Regions from separate parts of the Homo sapiens genome. Here region 2 is linked to region 1. The links are chromatin loops, found by intact Hi-C in ENCODE. Cell type or tissue: PC-9. All regions are shown on one strand. Links, peaks and the distances in the headings refer to the core of each region. The heading gives the core; the rest is flanking DNA.

Region 1 (9,760 bases), core at 1,176-9,175:
GTTATCTTCCAGTTGCTGTTTCTTTGCTGTTTCTGGTGGGGAGGGGGGATTCGCTCCATTAAAAGCAGCAATACAATCCTGAAATACAATGGACATAAACTGCAATGTCACAGTGCATTGCAAGCAAATGAAGATGTCACTATCCACTTCTCTACATTGTGGGGTGAACATTCTTTTCTCAGAATATCTTTTGAGCTGATTGAGAAGAGAGATTGACATAAAGATAAAATCAGAATGCCAATGTCATTCTTATATTAAATATGAGTTTAGTTTAATTCTTACTTTCTAATACAAAAACTTAAATAGAAGTTCTGACACCCTCTTCCTCCCACCCAGTGGGTTGCCTGCATCTCCTAAAAGTACATACTTTACTTGGAGACCAGTGCTCTGTAGTGCTTAGCCCTGCTCCTTCCTATATTTTGCCAGTAGTTCTGACTTACATTCCTTTTTTATAGCAAATATTTTGATTCACCCCCTTTACTATTGAGAAATGAAATTCATAGGTAATATATCCTTCCAACACACAGTTTATCCTAGTATACGGAGGAGGAGCAGGGGTGGGTACTATAAATATCACATGTACAAAACATATACTTATCACTTCTGTGTTTCATATATACATTTTTATATATCATATATAGAAACTGGCCGGGCATGGTGGCTCACACCTGTAATCCCAGCACTTTGGGAGGCTGAGGCGGGCAGACCATGAGGTCAGGAGTTTGAGACCAGCCTGGCCAACATGGTGAAACCCCATCTCCACCAAAAATATAAAAATTAGCCAGGTGTGGTGGCACATGCCTGTAATCCCAGCTACTCAGGAGGCTGAGGCAGGAGAATTGCTTGAACCCGGGAGGCGGAGGTTTCACTGAGCTGAGAGCACACCATTGCACTCCAGTCTGGGCAACAAGAGCAAGACTCCGTCTCAAAGAAAAAAAAAGAAAAGAAGATAAAGAAACTATGCATGGGAAGTTTATATTATCTATGATTATAATCTATAGTGTGTAGAAAGGTTAATGATAGATGTAAAAGAAAAACAGAAGGAAAGATAACTTGTAATAAAATTATTTGCATTTCAATATGGAAATGTTCGAGTATGATTGTACCAGAAGATGTAATGAAGTAGTCAAATGATTGCATCTATATGCAAAACCAGCGAGAATGCAAAAAGGTACAAATGAAGAGAGACTGATAAACGTGGGCACATCACTGACTTAAATACAATGAGCAGCAATGTTGTTGGTGATGGGATTTTTTAAACAACCCTTGATCAAATTCTGGGCAAAATAAGCTTAAGTACAATCTTCCTTGATTTATACAGCAATTACATTCCTAAAAAAATTCAGTTACAACTTTGCACACACACAAAAAAAAACTTTGTGTTTTTACATAACTTAGAACTCGTTTCCAGATTCAGGTAATTATAAACAGGTTTTTCACTTTCATGAATAGCTCATGGTTCAAAAGTCATGTGGAACACAGGACAATTCCTTGATGTCCAGGACTGTATCATGCATTTCATTATGTCTGGCATCCCTCCCCGACCCCAAATGCCAGCAACAACCCCTATCATTATGATGACCACATGTGTACACATTCACACATAGACACACACACTTCCAAAATATGCCCTCAGCAGCAGTACCCCTTGCACAGAGATTGAGGACTAGGCTTTCATTCCTGGTGTATCAAGAATCTCTACAGCGGCCAGATACAGTGGCTCACGCCTGTAATCCCAGCACTTTGGGAGGCCAAGGTGAGCAGATCACATGAGGGGAGGAGTTCAAGACCAGCCTGGGCAACATGGTGAAACCCCATCTCTACTAAAAAACACAAAATTTAGCCAGGCGTGGTGGCATGTGCCTGTAACCCCAACTACTCAGGAGGATGAGGCATGAGAATCCCTTGAACCTAGGAGGTGGAGGTTGCAGTCAGCCGAGATTGTGCCACTGTACCCTAGCCTGGACGACAGAGCGTAGGAAAAAATCTTGTCAGCATGTCCCTGGTAACACCTTGGGTAGTCCTTTTGTAAATTAGATTTTAATCTCAGCAAGGTTAGGTCTGTCTGCCTTACTCATAGGTAGCTGTAAACCCACACCTAGCACAATTCTCAACACACAAGCTGAGGCTCAATAAATATTGGTTAAGCCAGTGACAAAATCAGTGAGTCACCTACAAGTGAGTCCATGGACTACAAGACCTCCCAAGGCAAATCCAGGGATGCTGGGGTTTAAAAAAATGGAAAAAATAATTCATGCCATCCAGGCTCTCCCAAGTGCTAGGAACTTTTCTAGCTCTCCATCTTCATGACTTTCTTCATGGTAAACACCTAAACTCCGTTAAAGACTGCCCCCAATAATAGCAACTTCCCCCACAGCGGGTAATTTAGGGGCTTGAGACACTGGATCATAACCAGTGACGACACTTCTAGGTGCAAATCTGGGTAGTGTCACTCAAATGCTTTCCAATTCACTCACTGGTGCTATTTGTTCCCCTCTTTCTCAGGAACCAAGAGAAGGGCTGAAATAAACAGTTACCTATGGGAGCTTCATAAAAGCTGCAAATGCTGGTGCAAAAAAAACCCCTCACCACCATGAACAGAGCAGAGGAATGGTGTAGCAGAAACAGCTGTGTCCGACAACGGATGAAGCTGCTGAACTACATCAAGGGCTTGGTGCACCAGCTCTTTTCAGAACAATCATCCCCAGCACCTTGCCAGGAGGAGGGTAGGGATTTGGAGTCCCTGAGACTTTAATTCAGTGGGTGGGATACATTCATTCATTCATTCAACAAATATCATTGAGGCAGGCAATGTGCTAGGCCATGGAGATAATAAGTTAAGACATAGCCATTCCCTGTGATACATGCCATAGAAAATGTACATGTCGGGGGCTAAGGACCATGGACAAGGCACCGTGACATCCAAATCAGAATGGAATGTCAGGGAAGGTTTGCTAGAAGATGTGGCTCTTGAACTGAGCCTTGGTGGATGGTAGAAATTAAATATTTCAAAAGGTTGGGAAGAGCATTATAGAACAACTGGGGGCGTAGTTACAAATACTACACTGAGGTACCCAACTTCAAAACTGTGATCCATGTGATATCTCTACAGAATCTTTATTTCTTTGTTGTTGTTGCTGTTATTTGTTTTTGAGGTAAAGTCTCACTCTGTTGCCACAGCTCACTGCAGCCTCTACCTGCTGGGCTCGAGAAATCCTCCTATCTCATCTCCCGAATAGCTGACACCACAGATGCATGCCACCATGCCTCGCTAATTTTTTTTTTGAGATGATAGTCTCACTCTGTTACCCAGGCTGGAGTGCAGTGGCATGATCTTGGCACACTACAACCTCCAAATCCGGGGTTCAAGTGATTTTCACAACTCAGCCTCTTGAGTAGCTGGGATTACAGGTACACGTGGCCACCCCCAGCTAATTTTTGTATTTTTGGTAAAGACAGCGTTTTGCCATGTTGGCCAGGCTGGTCTCAAATTCCTGACCTCAAGTGATCCACTCACCTCAGCCTCCCAAAGTGCTGGGATTACAGGCATGAGCCACAGCACCCAGCCCAGAATCTTTATTTCTGATCAACATCGGTAGTAGGGTATTGATAGTTGGTGACATAATCCCAGAAGACAGCACAACACAGTAGAAACAACCATAGCTGCAAATGCTAGCACCATCACTCACCATTTGGAAACAATCAATTTCTTTGCCTTTTCTAGCTTCTAGAAGCCACATGCATGTCTTGGCTCATGGCCCCATCCTTCATCTTCAAAGACAGCAGCATAGCATCTTCCAATCTCCGTCTCTGCTTCCACTATCCCATTGCCTTTTCTGACTCTGACACTCCTTCCTCCTTCTAAGGACCCTTATGATTATATTGGGTCCACCCAGATAATCCAGGATAATCTCCCCATCTTAATATCTTTAATTTAATCACATCTGTAACGTTTCTTTTGCCATGGAAGGTAATGTATTCACAGGTTCTGGGGGTTAGGACGTGGACACCTTTGGTAGGGCCATTATTTTGCCTATCTCAAGAATCATCTTTAATTCTTCTCTATTCCTGTCCTCCCCATCCTTACCACAGCTATGTATTACCAGGTGCAATAAAGACATTCTCCAAAATTATCCCAATTCCATCCACTTCTATCTTAACTACCCTGGCTCATCTGAATTACTGCAACTGGCTTTGTAATGGTTTCCCCCGACACACTCTCACTCCCCTCCCATCCATTCTCCATCACTCATCTACTTAAACTTCTCAATGGCTTCCCTTTATGCTTGGGTTCAAATTCAAAATCCCTAGCCTGGTCCAATAAATCTCTTCATGGGCAGCCCTCTGCAGTCCTCTCTCCCTGCACACTCACCACCAGCAATAATGGTTTTCTTCCAGTTCCTTGAAGGCACCATACCCTTCTCTTCTCAAGCTAAAAGAAAAAAACTTTATTTTATTTATATTTTCTTCCCCTCCCAAAATGCCTCTTCGCCCACCCCCTTGCCTAGCAATCTCTTTCTCATCTTTCCAGTGTCTGCTTAATGTCATTTCTTCAAAAGGATTGCTTTAATCTAAATTAGGTCCTCCCCTAATAGTTCCATATTCCTTCCTTCCCTAATTTTTACAGCAATTTGTAATTTTATGCTTATTTGCTTAAGGCTCAACTCCCCAATAAACAATAAGTTCCATGAGAGTTGAGAAGGCCTCTATTTTCTTCCCCTTGGTACCACCTGCCACTAATGCAATGCCTGGCACATAATAGGTGTTCACTAGATCAAAAAAAAAAAAGTACTGGTCACTAGGCTTAGTACTTGGATGACAAAATAATCTGCACAGCAAATCCCCATGATATGAGTTTACCTGTATAACAAACCTGCACATGTATCCCTGAACCTAAAATAAACGTTTTAAAAAAATAGGTGATCACTAAATATTTCTTGACTGAACAAATGAGTGAATGAATGAATGACACCTGATAGCAGAACTGTAGCCAAAAATTTTATTTTGCTATTAATTCGAAATTCTGCAAAGAATTTGTAAGAAGACAAATTAAAGACATTAAAGACAGATTTTTGCATTGTTTGGTTTTCATTTCTCTACCTGACCTTAAGATAATTATGAACTGAAAGGACCACCTCACTGAGACACAAGGCGCGTTCTGGGCCTTGTCCATCCCGTTTCACACTGTGTATCCTTGAATGGTTCCTCTGTTTCCTTATCTTTAAAACAGGGAAAGAAAACCTCTCTCTTCCTAATTCCCACCTTCATTATAAGGTTCAAATGAGATCATATACAAGAAATCCCTTTGGAAGCTGTAAAGCAGCATATCAATGTAAGGCCATCGTGTCTTTGTACTTATCACACTCTGTAACTTCACAAAATTAAATGCTGAAGCTGCTTGTTTGCAGAGGTTTAATCATTTCCACCTGAGGACAGCAGGGACCCAGGCTGGAGAGGAGGTTCCGCCCCTGGCATCTGCGCGGCGAAATCCATATGTAAACGAGCCCTGCCCCCTGGTGGAAGGAGAAGGGTGAGCGTGCCCGGCAACTGGGATGGTCAGGATCCTAATGACAGACGCTGGCTGAAAAGGAGAATCCGCTTATTTAAGCATATACTTTTTAAAGAAATAGTTTGTCATTTTTTCTTTTTGTTGTTTTCATGTGTTTTTTAAATTAACAAATTATAATTGTGTATATTTATGTTGTACAACATGATGCTTTAAAATATATGTACTTTTTAAAGAAAACAAAAAAAAACCCAGGGTGATGTTTTAAAATATGTATACATTTTTAAAGGAAAAAAACCCAGTTTTCTTTTGATTAAGAAAAGTTAAAAAAAAGACAAAAAGAAAATACGTGTACATTGTGGAATGGCTCAGTCAAAGTAATTAACCCACACATCACCCCATATCTGTATCATCTTTTGTGGTGAAAACACTTAAATTCTACTCTCTTAGCAATTTTCAAGTATGCAATGCATTGTTGTTTCTTTTCTTGTTGTAAAATGGCCTTTTGGAAACATTTTACTTACTTATAAAGGATACAGACACGTTACACCAATGAGTTGTCTAATTATTATTTGGAGTTTAGTAATAAATGAGAGATTTGCAATTCTTTATACATTTTCATATTCTAATTCCTTATAGCTAAATCTCAGCAATTCAATTAGAATCATTTTACAACTCACGCGTGTTAAGACTATGGATGGTGTATGCTAGAAAATTTCAGCTTATATATTTCCCTATGTGTTACATGCGTTTTATTTAACTTTGTTATACTGTGTATATTGTGTACATACTGGACAAGTGAGTCCTAATTTTATAATATCTAGTCTCTAGATATTAAAGAGGTTGCCAATGTTTAAAAAAAGACTACAAATGGCAACATATAAAGTATTTGTATGAGCATGCATCATAGAGTAATTACTTATGTCTAAATATATTCACGGTGCCAGAATACCAAGGTCAACTTGAACATATGCCACGTTTTCACCTGGCCTATCCCTCACAGCTCTGAGCAAATTGTTCAACATTTCTGAGTCTCAGTTGCCCTGAACTGCCAAATAAGGGGCTAAATTAGGTGATGTCTAAGGCTCTTTGCAACTCTAAAAATATCCTACAACTTTGTCCAGAAAATGCATCTTAGAGGCCACACGCGAGCCACCCTCAGCACCAGCTAATCAGGCTCCAGACTGTTTAGGCCAAGGCAATTCCAGGAGACCACCCCTGACTATTCTGGTGGCAAAACAATTTTATACTTGTCATCACTCCCTGAACCCAGTCAAATCCAACCAAGTGGACTCAAAACCAGTCACGTCCAACCAAGTGTCTCCTGTCCCTTGTCCCTCCTTTTTCCTGCCCTGCCAACCCTCTTCATCCCCACCCTCCACAGCCATGGCCTCAAGAGGAAGGAGGCTTCTCCTTGGTCACCTCTCCTTCCCTTCCAGCCTGATGTCCCAGCCCTCCACACTCACACACCCAGTTAGGAACAACACCAATAGTAATAATAATGGCTTCCATTCATTGACAGTTTTCCATTTGCCAGGCACCGCACTAAGCATGATCTCATTTAGTTTTTCAACAAGCTTATGAGGTGGAAACTCTTTTTACCCACACTTTGACAATTACATGAACCTTTTCTGCAGACCTCTCTGCAAAATAGTTCAACTGAAATGATTCTTTAATAGCATTAACCACTTTCTGCTGAATTGTCCTAACAACTTTTTCTATCAGAAACTTATCCTTCATCCTCGATCTCCATTCCCATCTCTCTCCCCTTTCCTCTCATTTTCTCCCACATCTTTTCCTCTCATTTTCTCCCACATCTTTTCTTGTCATCTCCTCTCCATCCTCCTTCTTCACTTCCATCTCCTCTTCTGCTCCCACTTCCACACACCTAACATAAGGACTTCAAGGCAGAGTCTGTGTTCTCTAGATCCCCAATGCCACATCTAGCTTTGTGCCACTTAATTCTTATGCTAAGACTCCTCTTTTGAGGCAAATGCCATCCAATGGCCCCTCACCACATACACTCCCCTCTGCCTCATCATCCAAAAACCTTGACAATGGCTCACAGCCCACTTCCCTCCTGTCTCCTGCCATCATGAGAAACTTCACGCCTTTATAGATGGTACATTTAATGTCACAGACAGATAGTTCCTGACCTCCTACTCTCTTGCCTTTCAGGTCCAATCCACTTCTGACTTCTTGTTCCAGTGACTGTTGGTCCACTCCCATGACTACTCTGTGGACTTTGGTGACACCTGGAGTTGTGCCTACTTTAAAATTCTAAATTCTGGTTTCCACTATCCAATTTTAGCCTGTCATCCTTCACCTTTATCAATCTCCTCCTCACACTCCGCCTGCTCCATGACCTCATAAGGATACCCAATGACTCACCCTCTGCCCTTTTCTTCAGTCCATCTGTCCCTCTGGTTTTACTTTCTTCTTGCTATATGATCATACAGTCAATCGCCTCAATTGTTTTCTCAAGAACACCAGAAATTTCTTTGCCACTATTTCCTTCTTCTGGACCTGTCTTCAAATCCCAAAACCCACATCAATCTGATCATCATCCTTTCTATTCCTGCACCAGGATTACTTCCAAATATGCAGTTGAACATCATTATAAATGAGAGCTGGACCCTCCAATTTTCTTTTACTCATTGCTAGTCAAGTATTTTTCCAGTTCAGTATACATATTCTAAACAGTCATTCTTGCTATCAGTCACCTTCATCTGGAACATTCTGGCAACCCCTCAAATCCAGTTGGTCCAAACCTAAACTCAGTGTCTTCCTCCTCCTCTATTCCCCATCTCAGTGAATATTATGAGTTCCCAGAATCTAAAATTAATTACCTAAGAGTTATCCCCAATTCTGCCTTATTCCCTACTCTCCAAATTCAATCATATTACCATATGCTCTCAAAGCCATCTTCTCTGCATCCCCACTGCCTTCATCCTTCTCACCTGGACCATTATTCCAACCTTGTAATTGACCACCTTGTTTCATTTCAACCTGATCATTTTGCCCTCTGCTTTTTACTTAGGATTCATTACAAACTCTTTAGACCAGCACAGAAAGCTAACCATGATCCAGCCCCTGTCTGGACCTGACAATAGATTTCTTAAAGATTGTAATCACGCATTTTTCACTTCTGCATTTAGTTAACACTATGTCTTTCATTTTAGCACTTAGCATAGAGCACCAAACATCATAACCATGCTATTTTAAACAAAATAATAGGTCAATATTTGTGTCATTGTCCAAGATAATAAATAGATGTTATAATCATGGTAAGAACAGAGATGTCACTAGCCTCTGTTTTCTAAATAACACATTTTTTTCTGGTGGGATAAAATATCTGTTTCTGTAATTAGCAGTCCTTTATACCCCTCCATGGTAATTGAGACCCTACTGTACCTCACAGAACTCTATCATAATCTTACTTAACTTTATAAAAAATTTGATAATACCTGGCGCCAGATAATGACAGTATATGCCTAGGGTCTAGATGAAAGGAAAGGATTACTCACTCAAAATTAGAAGTTAAATTAATAAACTTAATATAGAACAAACCCTATTATATTTAAGATAAGAAATAGCCCAAAGCAACACCGAGGGATGTTAGACATTAATTATTTTTAAAATCACCCAATTATACATAATTTTATGCTAATCTAAGTGATGCCATTTTGCTTTTGGCATGTATAACTCAAATAGGAACGCCCCAATAATGATATATAAAAACCCAAAGAAATTATCAGTGCATGATATTCTGTTCTCTTGGGACATTACAGTTTTGCATAGACAAGGTGAACATTTCTCAAAACACCATGTCTCTCCAATTTTCTAATGGATCCAGGCATGTTTGCTTAAGGTCTGGAGCTGGATCTGTCAGACCCCTCAATGGAGGTGCAGGCTTTGCAGGCAGCAGTGCATGTGGTGGCTCTGTTGCTGGAAGTGAATTTTCCTGTGCCTTGGGAGGGGGCTTGGGCAGTGTTCCTGGTGGGAGCCATGCTGGTGGTGCCCTTGGAAATGCTGCTTGTATTGGCTTTGCTGGAAGCGAAGGGGGACTCCTCTCTGGAAATGAGAAGGTGACCATGCAAAATCTTAATGACCGCTTGGCATCCTACCTGGATAATGTGCGAGCTCTGGAGGAGGCAAATGCTGAATTAGAGAGAAAAATCAAGGGTTGGTATGAAAAATACGGACCTGGATCTTGCCGTGGACTTGATCATGACTATAGCAGATATCACCTAA
Region 2 (9,760 bases), core at 1,106-9,105, 600 kb before region 1:
GAGCTCCAGCAGAAGGTGAGGTTTGCGGTGCACCAGATCAGGGGTCAGGAATCTGCTTACTGCCTGTCGGCCAAATCCGGCCCACCACCTGCTTTTGCAAATAAAGTTTTATTGGTTCATGGCCATGCTCATGCATTTGTATGTTGTCTGCAGCTGCTTTTGTACTACAGTGGCAGAGTTCAGTCATTGTAATGGAGACTGTAGGGTCTGCAAAGCCTAAAGTATTTACTATCTGACCCTTTACAAAAAAAGATTACTGACCCTGGGTCAGCAGTGGATTTTTTTTTTCTTTTAATGTGGGAAGAGAATCTCTTGAGTGAAGGTGAATGGGAATTTGTAAAGGATGAGATGTAGAATTTATCACTCTAGGATTCTGAGTTCATGCTTACTTAACTTCAGCACATAAAATTCCTAAATCGTAGTCACAAAAATCATGCTATTTTCATGAAAACCATGCAAAAACCGTGCTGAGTTTATGAAAGTTGCAGTATACTGAAACTTCTGGTGCAGTAAACAGGGCAAAAGGAATATTTCCTAACATCCTTGCCAAGGCAGTGTCTATCCACACAACAGCATCAACCTCTTATGCATATCTATTGTCACCTTTGATTATCCAGTTAAAGCTTCTGAAGAGCCTACATCTTAGTTTTGGAGACAAGAAGACAAGGAATGTCAAAATAGGGGTTACAGAAACCTGGCTAGATTCAGAGAAGACCTGTGGGGAGGTTGGACAACCAGAGGAAAGATCTTCTTTAGAACAGATCCTACTTTATCTAAAACATTCATAGCCAGTCCTCTGTTCTGTGGCCTAGTTTTTTTTTTTTTTTTTTTGAGACAAAGTCTCGCTCTGTCACCCAGGCTGGAGTGCAGTGGTGCAATCTCAGCTCACTGCAAACTCTGCCTCCCAGGTTCAAGTGATTCTCATGTCTCAGCTTCCTGAGTAGCTGGGATTACAAGTGTGCGCCACCACTCCTAGCTAACTTTTATATTTTTAGTAGAGATGGTGTTTCACCATGTTGCCCAGGCTGGTCTTGAACTCCTGACCTCAGGTGATCCATCTGCCTTGGTCTCCCAAAGTGCGGGGATTACAGGCATGAGCCACTGCGTCCGGCCAGATCTTCTTATTTATATTGGGCTAAGCATCATATCTGGCAAAATGAAAGCAAGTCTTTGTTATATGTTCAGTTTGCTACTGTCTTCCATCTCCTGGTTCCTTTGACTCTATGTCTTCATCCTTTTCCAAGAAGTCTCTTGCACATCTTCCTTCCCACACCACAAAAGCATCTCTTGCACGTTTGGGAGTTTGTGTTGTCCAGGCGGATGCTGTAGGTTCAACTTCAGCCAATAAAACTTCCTCTCACCTGAGGCTATAGGTGTCTCTGGGATCAGTAAGTCACTTACTGAGCCTACTTTCTTACCCCAGATTCTGTGCACCAAATCGGAGAACAATAGGCTGGTTGTGCAAATAGACAATGCCAAATTGGCTGCAGATGACTTCAGGACCAAGTGAGTTGGGGTTGGACAGGGATGGGAAGGAGCCAAGTGAGAGTTGGGGTTGGATGGGGATGGGACAATGCCAAGTTGGCTGCTTCTGTCTCATGTGGCATCGGATGTCATTGACCCAGACCCCAACCCAGTAGTTATAGCAGAAGAGAACAAAGGGCATTAAGCTCAAGATCCTGAAAAACTATCCGCTCTCCAGTGGTTTAGCATTAACAGTTTACAACATGTGCTAGAATGCATCATCCACCTGGTAAGCAACTTGTGAAGCAGGCGGGCAGGGATAGAATCTCCTCCACAGGTGGGGACCCTGAGGCTTGGGGTGCTGGTGTGACTTGCCAGAAGCCATGTGGGTACCGAGTGGCAGAGCTGGGACTTGGCCTTAAATTTTGTACCAAATTTTCCTTTCTTGAAGCAATTTCCTGTGAAACTGTTGCCTTAATAAGGATATGTTTCTGTGCTGCAGCTTGATTAATTTGTGAGTGCTGATAATTCATAGCAGAAATCATGCTCCATAGCCTAAGATGAAAACATGTGAAAGTCAAAGGGTTGACACCACCTGAGGAGGGTCTACCCTGGGTGCTGGAAGGGCATTGTGTTTTATCATCTTTCTTCGGGGCACTGTGCAAGTCTCACTCTTCTAGAGCTAAAGAAAGCCATTTCCTTCCTCTCATGCTGGCAATGTGGCTTTTACTCTAATAGGGAATCCAGGGTCCCTTTGGGTATGGGGCTTGTAGAGAGGGGCCTGCAGTGATTGCACTGTGTTGCAAATGCCTGGTTACTTTGCCACCTCCCTTTTGGGCCATTGTGTGTAAAGGCAGGTGCTGGCTGTGTGTCCATCACAGTATCCTCAGTACCAGCTGCTCCCCTTGGTTCATCTCAGGTGCTTAGTATTGACTGAGTGGGGAACATCCTGTTGCTTTCTGGGCTTTGAGCACACTACACAGGATAAGCCAACTCACAATTAGATGGCAAAGGGCAGGCCAGTGGACTTACAGCTGCGAGCTGGGAGTCATGTCCTGGTGCCCCTTCCTGCCCTCTAACTGTCACTCCTGCACTTTCCCTGTTACAGGTACGAGAGAGAGCGCTCGCTGCAACAGCTGGTGGAGGCTGACATCTGTGGCCTGCGCAGGGTGCTAGACAACCTCACCCTCGCCAAGTGTGACCTGGAGGCCCAGCTGGAGTCCCTGAAGGAGGAGCTGCTTTGCCTCAAGAAGAACCATGAGCAGGTGTGTGACCCTTGGTGTGATGCATTGAGACTTTCTGGAGGTGAATTCAGGCTCATCTGGGGGGAAAAAACGGAGGCTTCCTTCTGCTTGGGATTGAAGCTTTGCAGGTGAGCTCTGGCTTTTGGTGGGAGATTGCTTCTCATCCACAGCTTCTGGAAGCTGCTAGGCTGGTGCAGGCAGCGGTTTATCTTCAGAGGAGCACAGGGAAATTACTGGGGAGGATGGAAAGTGGGAGTTGAGAGTTTGGGTGAAGGGCAGTTGGGGGCCCTGCAGGCGGGTCATACTCCTCTGATGCCTACAGGAAGCCCACACTCTAAGGGGTCAGCTGGGAGACAAGCTCCGGATAGAGCTGGACATTGAGCCCACCATTGACCTGAGTAGAGTTCTGGGGGAGACGTGAGGCCAGTACGAGGCCATGGTGGAGACCAATCGCCAGGATGTGGAGCAGTGGTTCCAAGCCCAGGTGAGGGGGACTGCTAAGCAGTGGGGATTGGCCTCCATCTGGGCAGGTAGGTGACCATGTTTCTCTATGCTCCAGTCTGAAGGCATCAGCCTGCAGGCCATGTCCTGCTCTGAGGAGCTGCAGTGCTGCCAGTCAGAGATCCTGGAGTTGAGACGCTCGGTGAACGCCCTGGAGGTGGAGCTTCAGGCTCAGCACACACTGGTGAGTCCCTCTGCACGCATGGGAGACCCAGCTTGGCTCCCACTACCCATGAGTAGCTCTCTGGGGTCAGTACAGGCCTCGAATACCAACCACGGACTCAGCTTAAACCTTGGTTTCAACTCTTTTGGAAGCACTTCCCTGTAGATGTGGATGCTGAGTGAATCAACATTAACTTAGGTCAGAGGGCTCTGATCTTAAAGGTCTACCATGAAGTGTGTTAGTTATTCTGGCTGAAGACAGCTAAAGGGAGTTAGATTGCTCTCTGGACCTGGCAATGTCTTGGGGTGTCACAATCTTAAGAGGTTGGAGATCCATGATTTTTAACTTGCTTCCTCCTTTCTTTGATATTATAGAAGGACTGTCTACAGAACTCCCTGTGTGAAGCCGAGGACCGCTACCGCACAGAGCTGGCCCAGATGCAGAGCCTCATCAACAATGTGGAGGAACAGCTGTCTGAGATCCGGGCTGACCTGGAGCGGCAGAACCAGGAGTACCAGGTGCTGCTGGATGTGAAGGCCCGGCTGCAGAATGAGATTGCCACATACCGGAACCTTCTGGAGAGTGAGGACTGCAAGTACGTACCCTGTTGTCTATGTCAACACCGTGTGCAAAAACAGATAACTTCTCTTGGGAATGACCTAAAAGGAGCTCTGGAGGCCAGGTGGGGGTGGCATTGCAGATCCCATCTTTGGAGACAAACTTGCTACCACTAGGCCTGGTGAGCTAATGCCTGCCTAGGCGTAGGTGAGGGTGTACAGGAGTTTTCAGGTCATGGCATTTGTTTTGCTGACCACGTTGTGCTCCCAGTTGCTGGCTACTCCCATAGAGGGCTAAAATACTGAATGCCCAGCACATTCAGGTTTTGCTAAATTCTCTCCAGGAGAAGTATTCCAATAACGAGTATTCTTTGTGCTCATAGCATTTAAAGTATTGCTAAGGGCATGTGCACTGACTCTTTCATTTTAGTTCCACAATAGCCCTGTGAAAAGCATCAGAGGGCTGATATACCCCTTTAAGCACTAAGGAACACTATGAGGGGCTGTGTTTAAATGGAATCAGTGGCTGACATCTGGACCATTCTTGTTCCTCTGGCCTTTCTGCCTTTCTCTCTGCTGTGTTCCTTCCATATGGGACGTGACCCTGGCCTGGCACACAGGTACACTGAGTTCTGGCCCCAGCTCCACTGTGGACTGTGGGCACGTCATTGCCCCTTTCAGGCTTAGAGGGACCTCTAAGGTCTAAGGTCCTCTTTTGCACTTTAATTCTAAAGTGTCTATAATATACTTTTGTCTTTCACATACTTCTCATGCCAATGTTTCAAACACCTTTTTTCTCTATGCAGATTTCCCTGCAACCCGTGTGCAACCCCAGCCTTCAGCACTCCTAGTCCAGCCCCTGCAGCCTGCGCCCCCTGCTCCCGGGCCACCCATGGGCCCTGCTCATCAACTGGATACTGACACACTCCTCAGCCCGAGGTGCTGGGAAAGGGGAGGTGTCTTCAGCTCGTTAGGCTTTGCTCTGCAGGCCTGCTAACCTGGGCCTTGCCTCCCTGGCCAGCCAGGCAGGAGACTGAAGAGAGACAGTGCCACTCTGTGGATAGGTGTTTGAATCCAGCAGCTCAGCCCCTATGGCTGGATTTGTTTCTTCCCCTCAAGGTGTCCCAAGTGCTCCATTTTCTCTCTTCTGTTGCCTCCTGATCTCTCTGAGATGGGGCAGGCACTTTTGTTTTTATTTTGCTATTAAACTTCGCTTCTGCAGCAGAATGAGCCCAGTGCAGTCCAGCCTCAGCATCTCCGTCCCATGCTGAGAGCCTTGCTGGGAACTCCTTGAGCCACATGCTTCTGTAGACGGGGGTTGTGGCTGGCTCGCCAGAGTGGTTCTGGGAGATGGCAAAGCCAGTGAAGGCTAGAGTTAAAAATGGGACTGCGGCAAAGTGGCACAGAGGAGAGATACCCAACCTTGGACCTCACCAAGTGTATTTGGAGACAGATTTACAGATAGAGCTTTTAAAATATAGACGCTAAGTAAAATTTCCCTTTTATCTGGATAAGCCACCTGGTCCTTGTGTAAAGGAAGAGCTCAAATCTGCGGCACCACAGACCGTTGCAAAACTCTGAAAATATTAACTGATGGTAATCGCCATCAGTCTAGAAAGGCCCAAACAACCTGACCCGTCCAAGCTCCCCAGTAAGCTCCACTGGTAAGTCCTGGCAGCTGTCTGGCTTGGAATTTGTAGACAGTAGAACATGAATCAGAAGCCCCAGAACAGGTAACTTAAATTGAGCTTTTAGGATGACATGCCCATTATGAACAAGGCACTGGCTGGGGCTTCGCCGACATTGTGTCACAGGGCACCACATCAGCCCTGCAAAGAAGAAGCAGCTGTTATTATTCTCAGTTGGTTACTGAGTCAAGACTTGAAACCTAGTCTCTTTGAACCAGATCCAAAGCCCGTTCTTTGGAAGCTTTGAGGGGGAAACAAATTAAACATGAGAAGGTTTAGGACAGTGGTTCTTAAAGCGTGGTCCGCCAGCAGGTAGCACTGGCATTACCTGAGAACTTGCTAGACATGCACATTCTTGAGCACCACCCCTGACTTACTGAACCAGCATTCTGCTTTAGCATGACTTGCAGGTGATTCTGATGTTGGTTCAAGTTTGAGAAACACTGGGTTAGGAAGTTTATTTGAGGAATGAGCCCTTGACTAGCTAGACCCTCTACAGAAAGGGCTGGCCTTGCCGTCCTGATATGTCCTCCAGTGAGGAATCCCTCATACCATCAGATCAGGATAGAGCCTTTCTCTTTTACATTGCAAAACTCTGAAAATGTTACATGATAGTTATTTCTATCAGTCTAGAAAGGCCCAAACAAGCTGACCCATCCAACCTCCCCAGTAACCCCCATTGGTGAGTCCTTATGGCAACTGTCTGTCTTGGAATTTGCAGATGGTAGAACATGAATCAAAAGCTCCATATTTTGATAGCCGTGGCTGAGAATCAGCACATCTCCAGAATTCAGCATCACAGCTGGCCAGAGAAGAGAAGCAGTGAGTTCCCTATCCTTGGAGACAAGCAGAGGCTTCAGAATCACTGATGGGGATGTTGAGGGGAACACTTAGGGAACTGATGGGGCTGGTTGAGATGGCTGTAGCCCCCCTAACTCTGTGCGTCCCTGCTTTCTATGTCTTATTGATCAGTGAAACCACAGGCATTGAAGTGGAACCACCAAATCTACTTTAGGAGCTGGTTTTGGTCTTCCCTTTCCCTCTGTGAATTCTCTGAATCACTGTAGTTTGCTGAAAAATTTACAAGTACAGCTGGTTCTGGTTTAATCCAGGTCTTCCTGATACAGCGGTGTGGTGCTGGAGTGACCACAGTCCCGAGCCCCAAGGCTGGAGGGAGCTTAAGTGAGAATCTTGTTGCTCTGCCTCCAACTGCTCTCAAGCCCAGCGTCCTACTTGTTGGTCACTGCTCATGTACATAGGACTGATCTGCTTGAGAGACACTGGGATTTCCAGCATAGGAAGCCCAAGAAGGGTCAGAGGCTGCCACGCCCTCCCCTCCTCTGTTCTTTTTCTCAAGTGGTAAAACTGTTTTGGCACACGTGACACACCCCTTGGGCACCTACCCAAGAGAAGCTCTCAATAATGAAGAGCCATCTCGATTAGTCTTAATTTAGTACCTGACCCAGCTGCCCTCATCTCCTTTGTACTTAAATAGCTCCTTTCATCCAACAAGTTCAAAGCTGTCTAACAAAATAAACCCACTTATTCTTGCACCATGACGGCACAGGCAAGCATTGTCCTTCCCATTTAAGGGAGAGAGAGAGAAGGTGAGTCATTCAGTGGTTAAGGGATTCTGCTGGTGACATAAAGTGAGTCAGTGGGGCCCCAGGGTGATTGACCTGTGTTTCTTAAGTTCACATCCAGTGCTCTCTCATTTCTAATTAAAAGATTAGCTTTGATGAGACAGTACATGTGTGTGTGTGCACGCACATCTGTGTGTTTGTCGTGTGTGAAGAGTTTCCCTGGAAACCACAGAGGTCATCATTACCATCACCATCACCAGAATCATCATCATCATCATCATCAAATCATATAGCTTCACCATCATCATCATTGTCATAGAACCATATATCCATCAAGCTCTTACTATGAGCCAGGCGCTGGTCTAAATTATAGCTACAGTCATATGGGTAAACTCATTTAATCATTACAACAATCCTAGAAAGCCAATGCTATGGTTTTCTCATTTTGCAGACAAGTAGCCAAGACTCAGAGAGGCTAAGTAACATGCCCAAGGTCACACAGCTATTAGGTGGTGAAGCCAGGATTCAGATCCAAGCAGCCTGCCTCCAGCAACTGTGCTCTTAACTACTGTGCTTTACAGAGGCCAAGTCTCAGATTTTGTCAAAAGGATGATAGAATCATAATGACCCCATTGTTTTGATTCCTTTCCTTGAAGGAAATGAGTATGTTTATGTTAGAAGAAACGTTTCTGAGAATTTATGCCACAAAGGGTGGTACAAGGAATAAAAGTCCTTTAGTATCTCACAGGATCTTGAAGCTTGAGGACTCTGGCAATTTTAATAAACTAGGAGTTGACAAAGAAGCTCAACTCACTTCCTGCCATTTTAAAACCACCTTGTCTATTGAGAAAGAGGAGGAGGGAAACAGAATCCCTATAGATGTTCATTGTTTCACCATTTACAAAACACTTGTTAAAGTACTTTGTGTTGTATCCAAATGGAGGCCCCAAACAACCTTGAGAGAGGGGAACAGACATCACAATCCCCATCGTGCAGTGGGAGAAGTACAGGTGTAGGGAGGTGAAATGCCCCCTCTGCACCTCACAGCAGGTGAGGGGCAGCTCCACGCACTCAACCCCAAGTCTTCTCATTTCTTTTTCCCTGCTCTTTCCCTGTTCCCAACTGTGAGGGCCTTGCTGGAGGTACATGTGGATAAAACTTCACGTTCAGACCACTCTGAAATCCTGGATGGATTTTACGGGAAAGGTATCCTAGGGTCTGGGATCTCCCTAGGGGTGACCTTCTCGGTGCTGTCCCCAATCAGCATTTTAGACTCAGCTTCTGGCCTTTGGCCATTGCCTGGAGGCTCCCCCGTTTGATGCTGGTTATTGCATCCAAACCTCCCTTTCCCTTCCTTCCTCCCTGGTTCTTGGATATCCTATACAACCTGCCTCAGTCATTCACATTGGTCTCCAAGGCCCTCTGCCCTCAGGAGGTTTCTCTGGTCTCAAGGGGGCACAACTGTGTCCACTCACCAGCAGGACTGCGTGCTCCCTCCGTTTCCCTCCACCAGCCTTATTCCCCTTTCTATTTCCTCTGTCAATTTGCTTGATTTACTGTAGGTGCTTTTCTTTTTCTGCCCACACCACATCCCTGGAATGATTTCCTATGCTGCACCTGGCAAAAGCCTCTTTCATTTGCTTTGAAACTTACCTTGATGCCCATGGATCCTGTGGGGATGCCACAGGGCTGAAGCGATGGGCCATCACCACCGCCTCTCCTGTGGTCTCCAAAGCAACAAGAACCAGATGCCAAAACAATTCATTACCCTGCCTGGCTGAAGACTAGATTATTAAAGGGAACAAGATTCTAATGAGAACAGTTCTCTGAATTCTGCTTATGAGTCACTTAGAGAGCGAAGCACAAAAAACTCTTTGGGATCAAGTGCATAACCTGAAATGGCTTCATCCCCTCGCCGTGTGGCTGAAAATCATGAGCTGGATTGGAATGCCCTGAATGGGGTTTGGGTCAGGGGTGGGTGTAGGAAGAAATGGAGTGGGTAGGGGAAGGAGATATTTTTGGGGGAAGGCCCAATCACATTACATTATGCTAGCTGTGGACCTGTCTGCTCAGCAGGACTCAGAGTTCCTGGGGGCAGGGACATGACATACCCCCACTCCCCACCATGTCCCCTGCCCCTGGGACTGTGCCAAGCACACAGTAGATGTTCAACAAGTGACTAATGCCCATAATGTCACATGTACAGTTTTCTTTTTATTTATTTTTAATTTTTAGATGGGGTCTTGCTGTCGCCCAGGCTGGAGTGCCGAGGTGTGATCATGGCTCACTGTAACCTCAAATTCCTGGGCTCAAGCAATCATCCTGCCTCAGCCTCCAGAGCATCTGGAACTAAAATGTGCTCTACCAAGCCTGGCTCATTTTTAAATTTTATTTTATTTTTATTTTTTTAGATGGAGTTTCGCTTTTGTTGCCCAGGCTGGAGTGCAATGGCGTGATCTCCGCTCACCGCAACCTCCGCCTCCCGGGTTCAAGAGATTTTCCTGCCTCAGCCTCCCAAGTGTCTGGGATTACAGGCATGTGCCACCACGTCCGGCTAATT

Evidence for each region. Peaks named below come from ENCODE experiments on the same cell type or tissue, not always from the same donor. Only the 100,000 strongest peaks of a DNase experiment are listed, where the experiment ranks them.
Region 2: a loop joins it to region 1, with 9 times the contacts of the local background. A loop is called at or near these places in 3 of 110 quality-filtered maps.

Annotation. Positions count from the first base shown.
Region 1 is chr17:40,799,467-40,809,226 of GRCh38, reverse strand. It overlaps LOC105371776 (a long non-coding RNA gene), which reads right to left and starts at 7,893. Exons shown (of 4, transcript XR_934753.2): 1 at 7,663-7,893; 2 at 1-78. KRT28 (keratin 28) reads left to right here and starts at 9,268. Exons shown (of 8, transcript NM_181535.3): 1 at 9,268-9,760. The coding sequence starts at 9,334. In PC-9, for the core only: CTCF peaks have their summits at 5,329 and 5,529 (motif pointing left); a DNase peak (open chromatin) is centred at 5,466; H3K27ac peaks cover 488 bases.
Region 2 is chr17:41,401,602-41,411,361 of GRCh38, reverse strand. LOC100505782 (a long non-coding RNA gene) reads right to left here and starts at 8,946. Exons shown (of 3, transcript NR_040111.1): 1 at 8,854-8,946; 2 at 1,045-2,941. It also overlaps the pseudogene KRT41P. RefSeq lists an enhancer at 6,473-7,672. In PC-9, for the core only: a CTCF peak has its summit at 5,006; DNase peaks (open chromatin) are centred at 4,981 and 7,191; H3K27ac peaks cover 2,638 bases.